Linked DNA regions of Homo sapiens: all the other regions are linked to region 1. A link is a contact called in ENCODE Hi-C or POLR2A ChIA-PET data. All regions are on one chromosome and are shown on one strand. The core of a region is the stretch at or near the end of the contact, and the rest is flanking DNA. Distances in the headings are between cores, read along the strand shown. Region 1 holds the start of ANKRD13C (ankyrin repeat domain 13C). Region 2 holds the start of USP33 (ubiquitin specific peptidase 33). Region 3 holds the start of ZZZ3 (zinc finger ZZ-type containing 3). Region 4 holds the start of ALG6 (ALG6 alpha-1,3-glucosyltransferase). Region 5 holds the start of PGM1 (phosphoglucomutase 1). Region 6 holds the start of ACADM (acyl-CoA dehydrogenase medium chain).

What was found. A loop is a pair of places that touch in the nucleus more often than their neighbours do. ChIA-PET counts read pairs that join two places held with the same protein, here RNA polymerase II (POLR2A). Pooled maps may share reads with other maps.
Region 2: a map of CD4-positive, alpha-beta memory T cell shows a loop between it and region 1 (16-fold over the local background). The contact joins the promoter of USP33 here to the promoter of ANKRD13C in region 1. A Hi-C loop is called at or near these places in 1 of 168 maps with a recorded cell type or tissue (CD4-positive, alpha-beta memory T cell) and 5 of 50 pooled maps. POLR2A ChIA-PET finds 5 or more read pairs at or near these places in 1 of 52 experiments (GM12878).
Region 3: a loop to region 1 is called in a pooled map, with 17 times the contacts of the local background. The contact joins the promoter of ZZZ3 here to the promoter of ANKRD13C in region 1. A Hi-C loop is called at or near these places in 7 of 50 pooled maps.
Region 4: a loop to region 1 is called in a pooled map, with 14 times the contacts of the local background. The contact joins the promoter of ALG6 here to the promoter of ANKRD13C in region 1. A Hi-C loop is called at or near these places in 3 of 50 pooled maps.
Region 5: a loop to region 1 is called in a pooled map, with 6 times the contacts of the local background. The contact joins the promoter of PGM1 here to the promoter of ANKRD13C in region 1. A Hi-C loop is called at or near these places in 4 of 50 pooled maps.
Region 6: a loop to region 1 is called in a pooled map, with 10 times the contacts of the local background. The contact joins the promoter of ACADM here to the promoter of ANKRD13C in region 1. A Hi-C loop is called at or near these places in 9 of 50 pooled maps.

What each region holds. Positions count from the first base shown.
Region 1 is chr1:70,353,173-70,356,166 of GRCh38, forward strand. ANKRD13C (ankyrin repeat domain 13C) reads right to left here and starts at 1,550. Exons shown (of 13, transcript NM_030816.5): 1 at 807-1,550. The coding sequence starts at 1,236. ANKRD13C-DT (ANKRD13C divergent transcript) reads left to right here and starts at 1,639. Exons shown (of 4, transcript NR_168352.1): 1 at 1,639-2,036. RefSeq lists enhancers at 1-1,156, 416-1,334, 1,290-1,339, 1,335-2,252, 1,380-1,439 and 3 more.
Region 2 is chr1:77,758,239-77,761,232 of GRCh38, forward strand. It overlaps USP33 (ubiquitin specific peptidase 33), which reads right to left and starts at 1,614. Exons shown (of 24, transcript NM_201624.3): 1 at 1,405-1,614. RefSeq lists a silencer at 1,524-1,803.
Region 3 is chr1:77,681,198-77,684,191 of GRCh38, forward strand. It overlaps ZZZ3 (zinc finger ZZ-type containing 3), which reads right to left and starts at 1,461. Exons shown (of 15, transcript NM_015534.6): 1 at 1,388-1,461. RefSeq lists enhancers at 1,517-1,596, 2,414-2,994, 2,617-2,716 and silencers at 1,977-2,396, 2,407-2,466.
Region 4 is chr1:63,366,205-63,369,198 of GRCh38, forward strand. It overlaps ALG6 (ALG6 alpha-1,3-glucosyltransferase), which reads left to right and starts at 1,423. Exons shown (of 15, transcript NM_013339.4): 1 at 1,423-1,483. RefSeq lists enhancers at 883-1,022, 1,883-1,992 and a silencer at 1,223-1,702.
Region 5 is chr1:63,591,667-63,594,660 of GRCh38, forward strand. PGM1 (phosphoglucomutase 1) reads left to right here and starts at 1,745. Exons shown (of 11, transcript NM_002633.3): 1 at 1,745-2,068. The coding sequence starts at 1,823. RefSeq lists enhancers at 1,732-2,021, 2,722-2,781 and a silencer at 2,062-2,361.
Region 6 is chr1:75,723,274-75,726,267 of GRCh38, forward strand. ACADM (acyl-CoA dehydrogenase medium chain) reads left to right here and starts at 1,436. Exons shown (of 12, transcript NM_000016.6): 1 at 1,436-1,544. The coding sequence starts at 1,515. It also overlaps a transcript of SLC44A5 not described here. RefSeq lists enhancers at 822-911, 1,562-1,651 and silencers at 1,282-1,331, 1,382-1,431.

The DNA.
Region 1 (2,994 bases), core at 300-2,799:
TTACTGTTGCTTAAAAGTCAACTCAGTCACATTATTTTTTAGAATTAAACAAAAAATTCAGCTGACAAGGCAAAAAGAAATGGTCAATATTGACTAAGATAAAATTACCATAAAAATCATAATACTATTTTTAGTCACAGTCATCAAGATGAGACATTACTATTAGCAATTATCTACTTAAAACAAGCAAAAAATCAAATCTCTACTCAAACAAAAATCGGCTGTTGAGAAGTCACTTTAACTGTTCTACGTATCAAATACCAACAAATTTCTACTGTGTGGCTTTCAGAAATCTAACATTCTAAGTTTACTGAAAGCAGACAAAAAAGAAACAACCTGGTGGCAGGCAAAATCACAACCAGTTGCAGTCAAGATGGGATCTGTATGTGAGCAATGAAGGGAGGAGGGCAATTTATGCGTTCAAAATTTAAAATGCCAAGGTAGGGGGAAGAGAGAGAAATAAAGATATATAGCTCCATAAACAAAGGGAGAAAACCATGTTGGGTGGGAGGCAACCTAAAATTTCTGACAGTCCAGAATCAGCAAATCGAAGGCCTGTCTCAAACAAAACAGCTTCTCACGACAAACTTTGAAGTGGGCAAGGAGGATACATTCCTTTGCACCCACAAGAACCAACCCCTTGACCACTGGCACGCTATTACTGAGTCGATCATGATTTACCGAACGGCCCGGATGATGGGCAAAAAGAAGAGTCTGCTGGAGGGGGCCTAGGATTCCAGAAGCCTGGGGAGGCACACCCTAGGCTCGGGGAAGGAGAGAGGTGGAGAGGGGCTAGCACTCCTCACCGTGATTATCTTTCTGCCCGATATTGTGCGTGCGGATGAGAGAGGAGAGTCTCCTCACATCCCCCTTGAAGACGCACTCGTGCACCGGGTAGTGTGCGGGGCAACTGCCTCCATCCGCGACGACAGCAACGGGGTTGGTGCCGGCCAGAAGGGCCGGGGACTGGGAGTTGGCAGTCACGGAGGAATTGTGCAGCGGCAGAGCCGGGGCGCCGGGGGGATTGGAGGAGGCCGGAGCTGCCTTCAGCTGTAGCCGGTGGTGATGGTTACTGAAGATCTTATGACAAGCTTTGCCGCCCTTGCCAATCCTGCTTCTGGTAAAGGTACCGCCGAGGGCAGCCGCCGCTTCCTCATCCCCGGGCTCCAGCAGGTCCCCTTCTTCTTTGCTGGGCTTGTGGTCCCTCCGCAGTGAGCGGATCTTCTCCCCGGTCATCGCCGCCGCCAGGGGCAAGGGGGGGAATCGGGAGGCTCACCGCTGGCGACGGAGCTGGCGCTGCGGCGGCACAAGGCGATTAGAGCGGTGGCCAAGAGCCTCCAGCGCAGCATGAACTCCCACTGAGCCCCCGAGCCTGGGACAAACGCATCTCCCGGGGAAGAGCCGGCTCTCGCCTAGGCACGAAGGGACGCGCGCTCGCTGGGGGAAGCTAGAACTCAGGTGCCCACGACACCAGGATCTCAGTCTCGCCGTCGCAGCCGCCGTCGCTGCCTTACACCGAAAAACAGGGCACGGCCATCTTCCTCTTGCTCCTCTCGCGAGAGCTCCCCCAGGAGTGAAGAGAGAGAAAACACCGCGATAAGTGAGCCACCCGCTCCCTCCCTCGCACCTTCTATTCCCAGAATCACTAGGCGCCGGCGCCTCCGAGGCAGTGTGTTTCCGCCCAGAGCTGGAGTCTCCCAGCTGCCAGCCGACCCCGAACCCGCACTCCCGCCAACCGCGCTTTTTGTGGGCGGTCGGAAACCACAGCCTCCGTTGGATATGTTCGGTGCATGTTATAAACAACCACTTAAACCCTCCGGATCTGAGCCTCCCGCAGAGGAATGCAGAATGACGCCACGGCACGCAGGATGTGATGTCACCGAGATGCAGAGGATACTCAGTCAACCAACATTTACTGAGCATCTACTTCGTGCCGTATGTACGAAGCTAGCAAATATGTACAGCACCAGTACTGATTGCAGGGAGCACTGTAGAAGAGGAATGAAGGCCAAACAATTAAAAGCGGAGGCGGGGAGGTGGGTTGCACACAAAAAAGGGAGGGACGAATTTTAGTGTTGAGTTGTCAGGAAAGTCATAGAAGAGTTTAGGTGCTGACTTTGGAAAATGATGGGCTGTCCAGCAATCGGAAAGAGGGGAGGCCACTCAAATATTTATTAGATGAATGAATTTCGGGCAGATGTCAGAGTTAACATATATGAGGGTGGGGACACTCAAGGAGGGCAAAGAATCGTGTAACTGAAATATAATTGTATTAGTTCATGGCCAACCTCAACCTAGTGTCAAACTCTGAAGAAACGTAAATCTGCCAACCATAAAACTTTAACAAAGTAACTAAAGCTGGCCACTGAGGACGTAAGGAGGGGGCTTAGCAAAACATCCTAAAGATCTTCACCCATTTAACTCTCCAAAGTCCCCCTATGTTCTGAGAGCAAATACTTCAGATCTCTCTCTCTTTTTTTTGTTTTTTTGTTTTTTTGACAGAGTCTCTGTAGTCCAGGCTAGAGTGCAGTGGTGCAATCTCGGCTCACTGCGACCTCCACCTCCCAGGTCCAAGCGATTCTCCTGCCTCAGCCTCCAGAGTAGCTGGGATTATAGGCCTGCGCCACCACACCAAGCTAATTGTTGTATTTTTAGTAGAGACGGGGTTTCACCGTGTTGGCCAGGCTGGTCTTGAACCCCTGACCTCAGTGATCCGCCAGCCTCAGCCTCCCAAAGTGCTGGGATTACAGGCATGAGCCACTGCGCCCGGCCAGATCTCTTCTTTCTTAAAGTTTATACTACTGCTAACTCATCTCCGCAAACAAACAACTCGATGGGCCTCTCTTAATCCTCCCCAGTCACTCAACTTTTCACCTCCAATTTTCTTCTCAGTCTGTTCAGATAAATCTGTTTCTTCCTCTTCTTTCTTTTTCGGTGGAGTGGAGAGTTCCGTTTATGTTAAAACATTACCCAATCAACAGTTCAAAGCATCCT
Region 2 (2,994 bases), core at 364-2,863, 7.4 Mb after region 1:
GGCATGATCTCGGCTCATTGCAAGCTCTGCCTCCCGGATTCACGCCATTCTCCTGCCTCAGCCTCCCAAGTAGCTGGGACTACAGGCACCTGCCACCATGCCCGGCTAATTTTTTGTAATTTTTAGTACAGACGGGGTTTCACCGTATTACCCAGGATGGTCTCGATCTCCTGACCTCGTGATCGTCGGCCTCCCAGAGTGCTGGGATTACAGGCGTGAGCCACCGTGCCCAGCCCTGACCTTTCTTTCAATCCTGCCAAAGTAATGAAATAATACAAAGCTCCTAGCATTGTGTAACTATTTCTATTATTTTTTCATAAAACTAGCATTGTCTTTAAGATTCCTATTTTCTCTCTTATTTATAATAGTATGAATTCACTAACAATATTTGTATTATGCTCAAATCAAATAGCCTATGACGATAATGTGACTTGGTCAGACCTTTCCAAATAAGACAGTAGGAAAAACGGAACTAGGACGGCCTTGTTACTTTTTGTAACACGTTTTTCTTAAAGGAAAAATAATCTGATTAAACTTAAAAATTCTCTACATCCACATAGTTATTAAGCAAAAGGCCTAGAGATCGTTACGGTAAAATTCACCTTCAATTTAAGTCTATGCTCCTGCCAGAATTTCACCCTCTGGCTCAATTTTCCAGGCCTAATACTGATTCTATGAGAATGTAAACTCCAACGGTACTTGAGTGCAAAACACCCAGGAAAATCTCATCGTCCAAGAGCTCAACGTAAAACCCTGTAAATATTCAAATGAAGAGCGTTTTGTATACGAGAAATATAAGTAAAGGTCTGGGAAACCACACACTATGGATCTTTCATCCAAACAAAGGCTGCAGATGGACAGAAGGTAAGGGGTAACCTCTCAGTCAAGATCAAACATTGGTCGAAGAAAAATTCCAGGGACGATGACACCTCGGTTTTTCCGTTCACAACAACAAACAACGGGGCCGGCCCCCTCAACAGCGCCGAAAAGCGAAACCAGAACCCAGGAGCCGGCGCGCTGCAGGGCTTTCAGTCACCCACTGAGAGGGACTGGCAAGCCTGAGTGGGGAGACCGAGGAAGGGAGCAGAGCCCCCGCTTCTCGGGCTCACCTGCACCTCCCGCTTCCAGGGAAGAACCCCTGAGGACCCTTCCTCAAATCAACGACCGGTTCCCATCCTCCACCGACCGTTGACAGGGCGACCACTAGATTATCTCTGCAACGCAGAGCACCGAGGGGCCAAGGCCTTCTTCCCGCCCGCGAACCCGCCGCCACCCAGGACCAAGAAAAAGAGGCTGCTGCAGCGGCCGCAACCCCAGCGCGCGGAAGCGAGAACAGAGACCGGACCCCGGACGCGAGCGAAACGCCCTTGGGCCCCGCGCCCCTCCCAGCAGCGCCGCGCTCACCTCCACGGCCTGGCCCGCGGGACCCGCCAGCTCGACCAACAACGGCCTGCAGCCGCACCTCCGCAAGCTCCTCTTTTCCTTCTCAGCTCTCGGAGAGGGGCAGTGTCGCGTCAGGAGGGCCGGAAAACGGCCCCGCAGCGCTGCCCTCGGGGGGTCCGCCTCCTGAACTGGCCACTTCCCGCAGCAGCCGCGGCTCCTTCCGGTGTCTCCGGGGCCGCCGCAGGCGTCTCCGGCGATAGGGGAGGTGGGGGCGGAGCCTCGATGGGAGCCCGCCCCAGGGGCGGGGCCACGGGAGCCAGGCCCAGGTGCGGGGACCCAGGCCGGCTCCCTACTCTGACTGCAAACTAACTGTACAGGGTATGTGCAGCAGTTTGAGGCTGTGAGCTTTTTTTTTTTCGTTTTTCACATGTTTTCTCCTTCTCTTTCACAGTCACACACTACGACCATTATAAGGTCTTGTCTCGATGCATTACAAAAACTGCATTAAGGCTGGCCACTGAAGGGCCTCAGGTTTCCAAACTTGAGCAAAGAAATATTAGACTTAACTTATCCCAATTCAACATTGTATTTCCTCCTTTCATCTTTCTTCCCCCAACTTCTTAGGACCTAGATTCTCTGAAAGCAATTATGTTTCCCTTTTCCACCTATGCAAAGAAGAAATTTATCTCACCATTTTCTCCTTAGGCTAAAATCAAGAGGATCAAATCAAATATTTATTGAAACCTTAGTATCTGCTTAATGCCTGGAGCATGGAAGGAGTCCTGCCTTCTAATTATGTAACTGTTAAAATGCACTCGATTGAGGTTCAAATCTATGAATAAAAAAGGTTATATTAATAAAAAATTGTTAAAATTGCCAGTTTCAATCTGTCTCATGACATCTGACTTTTTGGTCTCCAAAATGGGAGCATGTACCAAAGTATCATGCAAGATGCTCAGTCTCCATTGGAATAGGTAGAAAATATAAAAGCTTCTACTTATTTTTATGGTAAAAATGAAATAAATTAACCATGATACAAAATTCTAGGTAGGGATTGACACTCAGGCCTCAATTTGCACCACAAATGATTGCCTATCCTCGGTTCACTGAGGAGAATAGAAATTTCACAGAATAGAAGTTTCACAGGCAGGCGCCATGGTTCATGCCTGTAATCCCAGCACTTTGGGAGGCCGAGGCGGGTGAATCACTTGAGTTCGAGACTAGCCTGGGCAACATGGCGAAACCCCATTTCTACTAAAAATACAAAAATTCGCCAGGCATGGTGACAGGCACCTGTAGTCCCAGCTACTCAAGAGGCTAAGAGTGGAGGATCACTTGAGACCAGGAGTTTGAGGTTGCAGTGAGCCATGATTGTGCCACTGCACTTCAGCCTGGGTGACAAAGTGAGATATTCTCTGGGAAAAAAAAAAAAAGATGCCGTTAGGAGATGAAAAGTTGTCTCCAGCCGGGCACAGAGCCTCACACCTGTAATCCCAGCATTTTGGGAGGCCAAGGCGGGTGGATTACCTGAGGTCAGGAGTTCAAGACCAGCCTGACCAACATGGTGAAACCCCCATCTCTACGAAAAATACAAAAATTAGCCAGGTGTGG
Region 3 (2,994 bases), core at 211-2,710, 7.3 Mb after region 1:
AACCACAAAGGCTGGTTACAGAGATTTAAGACTGAGGAATGGAACTTTGTGGTACCGTGAAACAAGCACTGTGTTACTCTATACTATATACCTCTCTGTATTATGTATAGGAAAAAAAAACACTTTTGTAGTTTTAAAAAACAAACTATGAATAAATTAACTAGTCACCTGATTCGTTTTGTAATTAACTCCCCACTCCTTATTTAGTACTGCAACTACTAAATAAAATCCAAATACTACTTAAGAATACGAAAAAACAAAGGTATACTGTAAATTCACTTCTGAGACATTAGGGAATTGGAGAGAAATATTAAATTGATTTCAAACTCATTTAAGAAAAATAAAGCTCAAACTCTGATGCCAAAATTTATGAGTTTGCTCTTTACTAAAAAGTTGACCTGAGGCCGGGCGCGGTGGCTCACGCCTGTACAGTGCTGAAATCCCAGCACTTTGAGAGGCCAAGGCAGGTGGATCACTTGAGGTCAGGAGTTTGAGACCAGCCTGGCCAACATGGTGAAACCCCGTCTCTACTAAAAACACAAAAATTAGCCGGGCGTGGTGAAGCGCGACTGTAATCCCAGCTACTCGATACTCGAGAGGCTGAGGCAGGAGAATCGCTTGAACCCGGGAGGCGGAGGTTGCAATGAGCCGAGATCGCCCCACTACACTCCAGCCTAGGCGACAAGAGCGAGACTCCGTCTCAAAAAAAAAAAAAAAAAAATCACATGAAACAGTCTGTTACCTTAAATATATAACCTAAAACAACCATCCCTAAACTTCAAAGATGGCAACCTCAGTAACACAGTAGTAATTAAAACCCTACCGATAACTGAGTTAATAGGCACGTACAAAATGATGAAAAGCAGGATTTTATTCTGACCACAGGTGTTGTCAGAGACATAATGGGCCCTCCAAATACTGCCAAAAGTTACTGAAAATACGAAGTCAGGGTGATGAGTAAATGACACCCAGAGAAAATAGATGGGAGGAGTTCTGTTTCAGGAGACTGGAGTCAGGTACTGCAGCAGAAAACGCGACACAATAGTTAACCGGTCTGGAATACTTTAGAAAATGGCAAGAAGGGAAAAACTGACAAGAACATCTTAAAGTAAGAGGAACGGTATCCAATGGAATCATCAGGTCTGCGCGAGCACGGCTCCCGGACTTCCAGTGAGTGGGACAGGGTGGAACTATCACTGCGTGGGGAGAAGGACCTGGCTGAGGGGTGCATATGCTTTTGCAGGTGGTGGAGCGCCCGCAGGGGGATGGGGAGGGCAGTGTTGCCTCAATGGGGTTACTGTATTCCCTTCAAGACTATGGGAAGCTGATGCAGCACGTATCCCGGCACCAAGAGGCACTCGCCCCGGGCCCCTCCCTAACGACTTGCCTTGTAGAAAGAGTTGCAGGTCCCAGGCCCCCGGAACCCAAGGCTCCGCCATCCAGGACAACTGCTCTGCCAACGAGGTCCCGCGAGAATCGAGAGATCTCGCGATACAAACCCACTCGCATCTCGCGAGCTTCCACTAGACCCAACATGGCGGTACAGAAAAAAATCAGTATTTCGGAACTTAAAAAGCACTTCACTAACGGAGTAGTGAACATTTAAAACACTGAGACAGTAGGAAGTCTTTCCGCTTTATACGTCTCCTCCTTTCCCCTTGTACAGAAAAGCAGAAATCTTAAAAACCTCCGATTACCACGATTATACTACATAAACAGAGCGCAGTGCGCTGCCCCAGGCAGCCTCCCTGTCACGTGGAAACATTTTCGGCGTGCCCGTCACGTGGGCCGCTACTGAGCGAGCGCGCTCCCGACGCCCTCCCAAAAGCCCTCCCCGCCCCCCCTTTCGCCCGCGCACACGTGCGCGCGCACCCCCGCCCCACGTGGGGGCTTCGCCGTCGCAGCCGTCGCAGCCGTCGCAGTCGTCGCCTCCAGCCCACCCCCTCCCGGTACTTGGCTCCAAATCCGGGTCCCAAGCCGATCGTTTCCCACCCCCATTCCCTCCCCCTTCATTCTCCCTCCCCCGTGTCTGGCCCTCACCACGTGTCCCGAGCTCTTGCTCACCTTTCACGCGGGGTCGGACGCAACGGGCCACTTGGGGAGGCGCCGCCGCCGTGGCCGCTCTCCGCCCCCGCCACGGCACTTGCTCGGGTGGCCACCGCTGCAGGAAGCTCGATAGCGGCGCCGCGGCGCTTCCAGGTGGGTCCCCGCCTCCCGCTCCTGCCACTTCCCGCAGCACCAGCGGCTCCTTCCGGTCCCCTCCTTTCTCCTCGTTGGGACTGGCGGGCGGCGGCGGCGGCGGCGACCGCTGCTGCTGCTGTTGCTGCTGCTGCAGGCGCGCTCACTACACCGCCTGCTGGTAACCGCGGCCCGTGCAGCGCCCGCGGGTCGGGCGCCGCCGAGGCCCTCCCCGGCCAGTCCCTGCCCCTGGGCGAAGTTTGGTCTTCCGAGGGCGGGTTGCAGTCCATCCCTTGCAACCGTCCAACCTGGCCCTAGCAGAGGAAAGGCGTCCTCGTAGCTCCGCCATTGGAAATCGGCTTCATCCTGCCCTTTGTGGCCTCCTGAGAGATTTGTAAACCCCACCTCCCTTAGCACTGTGGTCTCAAGCCAGGAGAACATCCATACATGTATTTATGATCGTGCTTCTGCCTCGCCTCGTTCACCTCTGGCTTGTACCACAGCACGCAGGCTCGAACCACTTCGGGCCTTTGTGCTTGCCGATTTCTCTGGCAGAACATTTCCTCCAGATTTTTTTTAACTCCTCGATGTTCGATGCATATTTCAGGTCCCTTCTCAGAGGGCTGCCCAGACCACTGTATCCAAAAAAAGTACACCTGCACCATTGCTTTAACTCTTCACCTGCTTTTATTTCTTCATAACAGTTACAACTTCCAGACCTTATTTGTCAGTATCCTCACCACCAGAAATGTAAAATTTTTAAAAGCAGGGACTTAGTAAACTGTTTTGCTCATTGCTGTATCCCCAGAATTGTGT
Region 4 (2,994 bases), core at 173-2,672, 7.0 Mb before region 1:
CTAACACTGTAACTGTACTGTATACTTGACTCCCTGCTAAAAGTCATTTAATAGCCCCTTACTGATCACTGGATACATTCCAGACACCATAGCCTGGTATTCAAGGCTCTCTACAATTACCAGTCCTTTCCAGCTTCATCACCCACCACCTAAACTAGAGGAAATGTTCTACACTTTTCAGCTGCCACAATATTTGGCTTGAACCATTTCCTTTGTCTAGATTCTTACTCTCATTCTCTGGGCTTATCCAGCCAGGCTTTCCTTCAAAGCTCAGCTGACTCCTCCAGGAAAAGCATTTCCTGATGGTTTGCAGTTTACAGTGAACCCTCTTCTCCTAACTCCTACAGTGCTTAGTGCATATGTAAGTAATGTAACATTTAGTATGTGTTTCCTTCTATAGCTTTTTATCCTTTTATGCATAAAAATGTCTTTCCAATGAGAATTAAATGCCTTGAGGGCAGGGACCTGCCATATTTCTCCATATTCCCAGTGCTGATGGTCTTTTAGATATAATCATATTTTAGACCTGGAAGTTCACCTAGCCCTACTGATTTCTTTCACAGTTGAAGAAACTGAGGCCCAGAGAGAAGTTATTCAGACTCAGTAGAAAGCCATAGTCCTAGCCAAATATTTGCTAACACTTACAAATTATAGGGGTTGGCTTACGTAGAATGGCAAGATTCAGAAGTGGGGAATGAGGGCACTCTCTGAACAAAGGAAGGCAAGTAAAAATCATCACAGCCGTCCATGCGTGATTGGACAGAAGCCTAGACTGAGATGGAAATAGTGGAACTGGAAAGGAAGGGATCAATGCAAAAGGAAAAGTGTGCAGGTCTTACTAACTTACTAGATAGGTATTTTTGGCAAGTTTGGGACCAGGTGATTCAAGCTGCCCGCTGGGGCACGTGTAGTGGCTACTCGAGGGCAGGGCTGTCCTTTTGCACAACGCACAGGCTCTCGCAAATGGTTGGATGTTCAATGTTTCTTACTTTAGGGGGCTGCCCAGTCTTCTTCTTCGCAGGCATGTGGCTAGAAGAAAGTGAAGCAGGTTGGCTTTCTGGCTCCTCGAGGGCACAGGCCCAGAGGTGGTGAGGACCGGCCAAGGCTCTCTGCTCAGTGCAGCAAGCCAGGGCCCGCCCCTGACAGGAATCCGTTGGCTAAGCAGCCGCTCCGGCCTTGGCCACGATCCCAGGAAAGAAGAGCAAGGGGCTTTCCACCTGCCCCTAGCCTAACCCGGGGCTGGGGACCTCTCGGGTTCCATCGGCTCTTGCCCCGCCTCCTAAGCCGGCCGCCTCCTGTCCAGGCCAGGTTGCCCGCCCCTCCCCTCACGCTCGACGGGCTCGCTCCCGCACCGGGCGCGCGGGTGGTGCGCGGGCACACGGAGGCGGAAGGCCGGAGGGGCAGTCCGCCGCGGGGGCGAGCGCGCATGCGCCTTCCTGGGACCCACGGCAGGCGCGAATCCCAGCGGCCGGCGGGCGGCGGGGTAAGAGCATGGGATCCCGGAGGTTCCGGACCCCAGGCCAGTGTGGGGAGGTGCCGGGGGCTCGGACGCGCCACGAGCCGGCGCAGAGCTGGCGACCCGTCTCCCAGCTCCGCTCCACTCCCAGGGACGCGACGCGAGGCCTCCCCAGCCCTTCCTGCAGGGTCGCTTGTGGGTCGGGTGAGGGGACGCGGTGATAGTGGTGGCACTTGCAGGCTGGGGCGGTCCTGGCACCCTTGTCCTTGCGGTTCTGAGGGCCTGGCCCTCAAGAGGAGGGGCGGAGAAACGCGAGAAGGGATCCCTTTCGCCCCATATACACGCCCGGGATAGCTGCACTCCCCGGTGTTGTGTCCACTGCGGTGGAAGGACCTTTCAGACTAAAAGGAGCAAAGTCGGTTCTGGGATGGGGACGGCGGGCTTGGCATTTGTCGAGATGCACCGTCAGGGCAAAGGAGGACGAAAAGCGCATCTACTGCCTGCCTAGCAACTTCGTGGCCAGTGGATGGGTTAGAAAATTACTGTTTTCTGATTTACAGGTGGAAAAAGTCGCAAATAACCCTTTTTCTGGTTTAAGCAGAAGAGAGTCGTTAAAAGCCTCGCATAATATCTTTAACCACACAGGGCTCAGTAAAATTAGGGTACCTCCCCGCTTCGTACACACAGACGCACACAGCTCCATTCAGCAAATACTTCTTGGGTACCTGCCTTCTGCTAACACTGTTCTACAAGTGGGGAACAGAGAGCAACGACTAAGACAGGAGGATCCCTGCTCACAGGGAGCCTTTAGTCAACACATCCAAGTAATTTCCTTTTACACTTTTTTTTTTTTTAATTGAGACAGAGTCTTGCTCTGTCGCCCAGGCTGGAGTGCAGTGGCACGATCTTGGCTCACTGCAACCTCTGCCTCCCGGGTTCGAGCGATTTTCCTGCCTCAGCCTCACGAGTAGCTGGGATTACAGGAACGCACCACCACGCCCAGCTAATTTTTGTATTTTTAGTAGAGATGGGGTTTCACCATGTTGACCAGGCTGGTCTCGAACTCCTGACCTCAGGTGATCCACCTGCCTCGGCCTCCCAAAGTGCTGGGATTACAGGGGTGAACCACTGCGCCCAGCCCCTTTTATGCTTTTTAAATTGGAATATACCATATAGAAAAATACTGTACGCAAATTATAAGTTGTAACTTGTTAATTTATCCTAAAGTCAACACATTTCCTAACCACTACTCAAATCAAGAAGGAAGATTCACAGCATTTCAGAACACCTCTCTGGGCACCCCTCCCAACCACCATCCCTTCTTTCCTCCCCAAAGGTAACCTCTTTCCTGATTTTTAACACCATAGATTAGTTTTGCCTATTTATGAACCTTTCATGGAACCATATGATATGTATTCTTTGGTGTCCAGCATTTATACTGAAAATTATGTGTGTGAGATTGCACCATGTCATGTGAAAATACAAATCCTGTTAGTGAAAAGAATTAGGAAGCAAATTGAAGGTAATGATACAAACAG
Region 5 (2,994 bases), core at 495-2,994, 6.8 Mb before region 1:
TTTTGTGGAGTTAGATAACCTTGATTACATTCACCATCCAATCCTCAATTCTCTCGTCTATAAAATGGGCTTGATTATATTATTTAATTCACAAGATTACACTGCTCTGTAAACTCCTGTGCAAATATTAGAACTCATTACTAGCAGTCCAGGGTTCCGTTTTCACATAATATTTGCCACCGAAACTCATCTATAGTGACTACATCAACACACTGTATCTACATAGCATGTACTATATGAGCATGTATATCAACACTTGGTTTGTGAGAGTCTGCACTCTTATGGGTCTGTTCGCCTCCCTGCTTGATCAAGACATACCAATTAACTACCAAAAGAATATAATTCACAGGTGAATGATATGCTCTGGTTTTGGAATTGGGGAAGGGGAGCTAATATTTTTGAAGGCCTCTATGTTTCAGGCACCAGGCTAGATGATTTACTTCTAACAGCTGATTATGATTGAATTTGTTTGGACTGGGTCATTTAGAAACCACCTCAAGTAATTCTACTGTGAGCATGGGTCACAGTAGGATTCTACTGTGTATCCATGACTGAGAATTTCTGACATACAAAACCCCATTAAATCTTGCAAAAATATTCCAAAGTAGGTGATATGTTTATTTTACAGTAAGGAAATTGATGCCCACGGACATTAACTAACTTTCCCAAGAGCACACACCTTGTAAAGCCAAGTTTTTTGCCACTTTACCAAAATGACAGGTTTCTTGAACAGAGGAGACAATCACTCTCATCAAATTAAGGGAGATACTAAACCGAAAAGCAAGAAAGACTGAAGATTCCTACTTAATAATCAAATCCCCTTGGTTGACCTTGCTATCCCCCGTGAAACTTTTCCAGCCATGTCAGTCCTTGTTTGTTGATCTCCTCACTTTATTTCTATTACATGAGTAACTGGCTAATTTTGATGGTGTTCATACTTATCCTTACCATATATTTGCTCCTACATTTGTCAAGTCCTGCTTGTACATTTCCTAGTTGCCAACCTGGTGTCACAGCGGGCAAATCATGGGAAGAGCCCTGGTTTTGGAGCCAGACCACCTGAATTGGCCTCCCGCATGGACTTAGCTGTGTGGCAATGAGACAAGGCATTTTATTCTTTGAATTTCAGTTTTGTAAGCATAAAAAGGGGAAAAATAAAACCCAGAGTTTAGTAAGGTTTAGAAACGCTACACTCAGCAAGTCATAGCTAAGTCACCGTCACCAATGGTAGTCAAGTGTGTGGTGCAGCAGGAAACATTTGGAGTCGACTCCTTTACGGAACTCAAATGCCCTCACATTTAGGGAGAAATAGAAAGAATTACGACTCATGAAATCGAGCTGGGGCTGGCACTTCTGACCCTCCCAACAGGTTTCCAGAAAGCTATTTACACACGATGCATTCGCCAAACCACTGGAAATCATTCTACCCTGTACTTTTTTCCACCCTGCCTCACGTCCTTGCCCTATGACCGGGTTCCTACCCCAACCTCTGCCCCAACACTTAGAGGAGGAGTTGCGGGCCTCTTTTTACAGTGGATAGGATTCCGAAGGGGAGAGTAAATCAGTAAGGCTCCACCCATTTCACAGGAGGCCTAGAGACCGGCGCTCCCCTTTCCCCTCCCGCCGGACCTGCCAGGAGGTGGGCTGGCGCGGAGGGAGGGCCCTGTCCCCTGTCCCTTTAAGGAGGAGGGCCAAACGCCGGCCTAGAGTGCGGCGTAGCCCCCACCCGCCGTGCCCTCACCCCAGAGCAGCTGCAGCCTCAGCCGGCCGCCCCTCCGCCAGCCAAGTCCGCCGCTCTGACCCCCGGCAGCAAGTCGCCACCATGGTGAAGATCGTGACAGTTAAGACCCAGGCGTACCAGGACCAGAAGCCGGGCACGAGCGGGCTGCGGAAGCGGGTGAAGGTGTTCCAGAGCAGCGCCAACTACGCGGAGAACTTCATCCAGAGTATCATCTCCACCGTGGAGCCGGCGCAGCGGCAGGAGGCCACGCTGGTGGTGGGCGGGGACGGCCGGTTCTACATGAAGGAGGCCATCCAGCTCATCGCTCGCATCGCTGCCGCCAACGGGGTAAGGGATGCGCGGCCCCGCGCCGCTGTGCACCCTGGCGCGTGTGCGACGTGCGGCCCGCGGCGCCCTCCCTCGCTCGGGGCCGGCCGCTTCCGCGCGCTGCCGCCTCGGTTTCCACCTCCCGCTCCTCCCTCTCCTTCGCGCTCGCTCTTCTGGCCTGGAGGCCCGACGGAGGTCGCCGGGCTGGGGAAAGTGGCCACGGGACCCGGCAGACCTGCTCGCCTGACTCCCGGGGCGCCGGGAGGTGCGGGCGCGGAGCCTCCCAAGGTCACGCCCGACTCTCCGTCTCTAGCCGCTGCCTTCCCTCTCCCCGTCCCCCGCCCCTCCCGAGGCGTCTGACATTTGCCCTAACCTTGCAGCCTTGGAAGATACGATTACGGCGCAGAGTGCTGTCGCCTTAAGCAGGAAAGGTTAGACTGCCGCCGCCTCGCCCAGAGCCCCCTCGCATCCCGCCCGCTCCTCTGCTATTCTCGGCTAGGACTGGCGCTTCCCGCTGGCTCGGAGCCCGACACTGTGGGGCAAGGGTGGCGAGAGCACCCATCCCCCTGGGGCGTCAGGTTGGCAGATCTCAGCAGGCGGGTGCCAATCTTTTCTCCCCGCCCCCTAGTTTGCCTTGGTTCCGAACTCCTGCCCTTTGCGCGGCCTGCTTGCTGGGGGGCAGGCGTTTGAAACATCTAGTCTCTGCCCAGTGGTGCCCGGGATCTGTTCCACCGACGGGGCTGGAGCTGAATTTTCATTAGAATGGCAACATACCCAAAGACGCCCTTACGCAAGCAAGCAGTCGTGGCAGGCCAGGAAATTACCGCAACACCTTGGTTCCGCCCCCGGCCAAGGAAAGTTAACTGACTTGATTGGGCGGGTCCACTCGGATAGGGGAAATTAAAAAAAAAAAGTTTTTCAGTAAATCTGATATATGGAAATGTGGG
Region 6 (2,994 bases), core at 186-2,685, 5.4 Mb after region 1:
GAGCTCCTTTGTCTCAGTGTTGATTTTTGCAACACTGAGCGCCCGTTCCCAACATCAGTAAGGCTTTTCTTTTTAATGAAAAGCAGCCCCAAATCCTTTTCTAAGAGCAGCCTGTGAAGTCGAGCTGCAGGCACAGACAAACAAGGGGGTAGCTTGCTTGGGTGAATGGTGGCAGGAACTACCGACTAGACATGTTTAAGATGAGGGCTCCATCTTCGCTTCTCTGCCAGCCACGTGTACAGTAAGAAGGGGTTACAATAGGCATATGGGTGATTTTGTGCTTTTCGTTCATCTTTTCTGTGTTTAAAATGTTCAGAATAAGAAATTGGAACAAAGGAGACATGAATAGACAATTCCTAATCATCTTTAAGAGTCCGCTTTGTGTTTTACTTACCACCACCACTTTGAAGGCTTTCTTGCCTATACCAGGACAAACTCAGCTCTTTATCCCTTTTCCGAATTTTCCTGGTACTTTCACTTTGAATATAGCGCTTAATTAACATTCTGCCTTGTACCTAGGACTAACACACTATAAATTCCCAGAAGACAAAGTAGGGGAATACAATAACAGGATATAGAATTTTAACAGCTAAATTAGATGAATTTATGGGTGACCTTTATTGGGCAAAAGAAAATGTTAAGTTAGTATAAGATTTAGTATAAGCTACCATCTCAAAACTCAGGGTCTCACTGGAAGAGAAAGTGACTCCAGGTAGAATTCCTCAGGGAGACATTCACTTCCATCATTCGCTGAACCAGGAGCTTTGGACAGCCTCGGATTGCACCCGCATATCCAAGGACACCACATCAGCGGACAAGTCATAAACAGCCTTGGGAATACGCGGAAAGGTCAAATTTACCTAAACAATTAAATTCTCTTTTAAATTTTAAGGAAACACAAGTATGCTTTCGCTTTAGGTAGGGCATTTGAGAGCAAAATGTACTAATACTTTGAATCCGCCAAGCAGACACGATCTGGGTTTGACCGTTCTCTCCGGGTAAAGGTGAAGGCTGACCACGGGGGCCGCTCTCCCTCCAGGCCCCAGCCACGCCCTCTAACCCAGGTTCCCGTCCTGCACCGCGCCGCAAGTCCCCCCACCGTTCAGCGCAACCGGGCCCTCCCAGCCCCGCCGCCGTCCCCCTCCCCCGCCCTGGCTCTCTTTCCGCGCTGCGGTCAGCCTCGGCGTCCCACAGAGAGGGCCAGAGGTGGAAACGCAGAAAACCAAACCAGGACTATCAGAGATTGCCCGGAGAGGGGATGCGACCCCTCCCCAGGTCGCAGCGACGGCGCACGCAAGGGTCACGGAGCATGCGTTGGCTACCCGGCGCCGGGGACCGCTGCCACCCCGCCTAGCGCAGCGCCCCGTCCTTCCGCAGCCCAACCGCCTCTTCCCGCCCCGCCCCATCCCGCCCACGGGCTCCAGTGGGCGGGACCAGAGGAGTCCCGCGTTCGGGGAGTATGTCAAGGCCGTGACCCGTGTATTATTGTCCGAGTGGCCGGAACGGGAGCCAACATGGCAGCGGGGTTCGGGCGATGCTGCAGGGTGAGAGGGAGCCCAGCGGTGCGGTGGGGCTGGAACATGGGTATTGTGGTGTCGGAGCAGGGGGCCCTGGGCCAAAAATAGGTGCGGCCGGGAGGAGTGGGAAGTCGGGCTGAGGAAGGAGCCAGCCTAGGGGCCCCCAACCTGCTTTCACGCCTCCTACCACCGGACGGAACGTAGCCTAGCGTTTCATTTTCCGTATCCTCCCGTCAGGCGACCCCGTTATAGCCGGCATCCTCTCTTTAGAATATCGTTTTTCTTTCTCTGGTAAACCCTCCAAATATTTACCGCGGGAATCCCACCTTTTTCCAAAGTGACCCCGTCTCTGTGTCAGAACCACGGGAAAAAGAAAAATGGAGCAGCTACTCCTTGAAATACTTAATGTTTAATAAGCTTTTCGTTGTAACGTTTCCACGTTGCTTACGGGAAAAAAAAAAGTAAAAAAAAAACCTGCAGAATTTTATGTGAACTTGTGTGTATATTCTAGTATTGGATCTTAATAGATTCTAAATAAGTTTGTCACTAGATGAATTTTGGTATCTTAAATATTCTTGATATGTTCACACCACTGCCATTTAGATGTCACTTAAAATTAAGTTAAAGTTATGTCTTGGACCAAAAAAGCTGCGGTTTTAGAATAATCCTAAAGAATTGCTGCCCATGTTTTGCTGGTGTTATGCAAGTTAATGTGCAGTGAAGGCAGAAATTGGGAGATTTCAGCTATTTTTAACTCCTACACCAGAAAAGCAGATTTCTCAACCTCCAAGGAAGGATCTAAAAAAAACCTGATATAGAAAACTTACACCCTTTTTCTCTTCTTTAACCCATAAAACTGACACTCTTATATTCCCAAGAAATGCACAAAAGTGTTCAATTCTAGTGGTGCTGTTTCGATATTTGGAATTTCATTGTTCTAGACAGAGAGCCCGAAGTAATAAAACCAATAGTTATATAGCATTAGGCTTTCAAAACATTATCGTACTTTAATCGTCCGAAAATACGCAGTGAGATTAGTCCCATTTTTTGGTTTTGAACGGAAGCTATAAGCAGTTTGTAAACCTGTCTACGGCCACAAATATGGTTGTGGAACCTAGATTCACATTCAGCAATTATAACTCCAGATCCCGTGCTGTTTCTGTTTTCTATTTGCAAACCACCTCTCTAATTAACTGGCTAACTTTGTTATGTAATTAACAGGTTGATGGGCATTGTATTCTGGTAATAGCAACCTTTGCACTTTGTTCTATGTAACATATTTTCCTGAACAGTCACATGTGAAGTGACTTTTTCCCTATTTAAATTCCCTCGGTTGGCCAGGTGCGGCGGCTCACGGTTGTGATCCTAGCACCTTGGGAGGCCTCGGCGGGTTGATCACTTAAGGCCAGGAGTTCGAGACCAGCCTGGCCAAAGCAGGGAAACCCTGTCTTTACTAAAAATAGGAAAAATTAGCTGG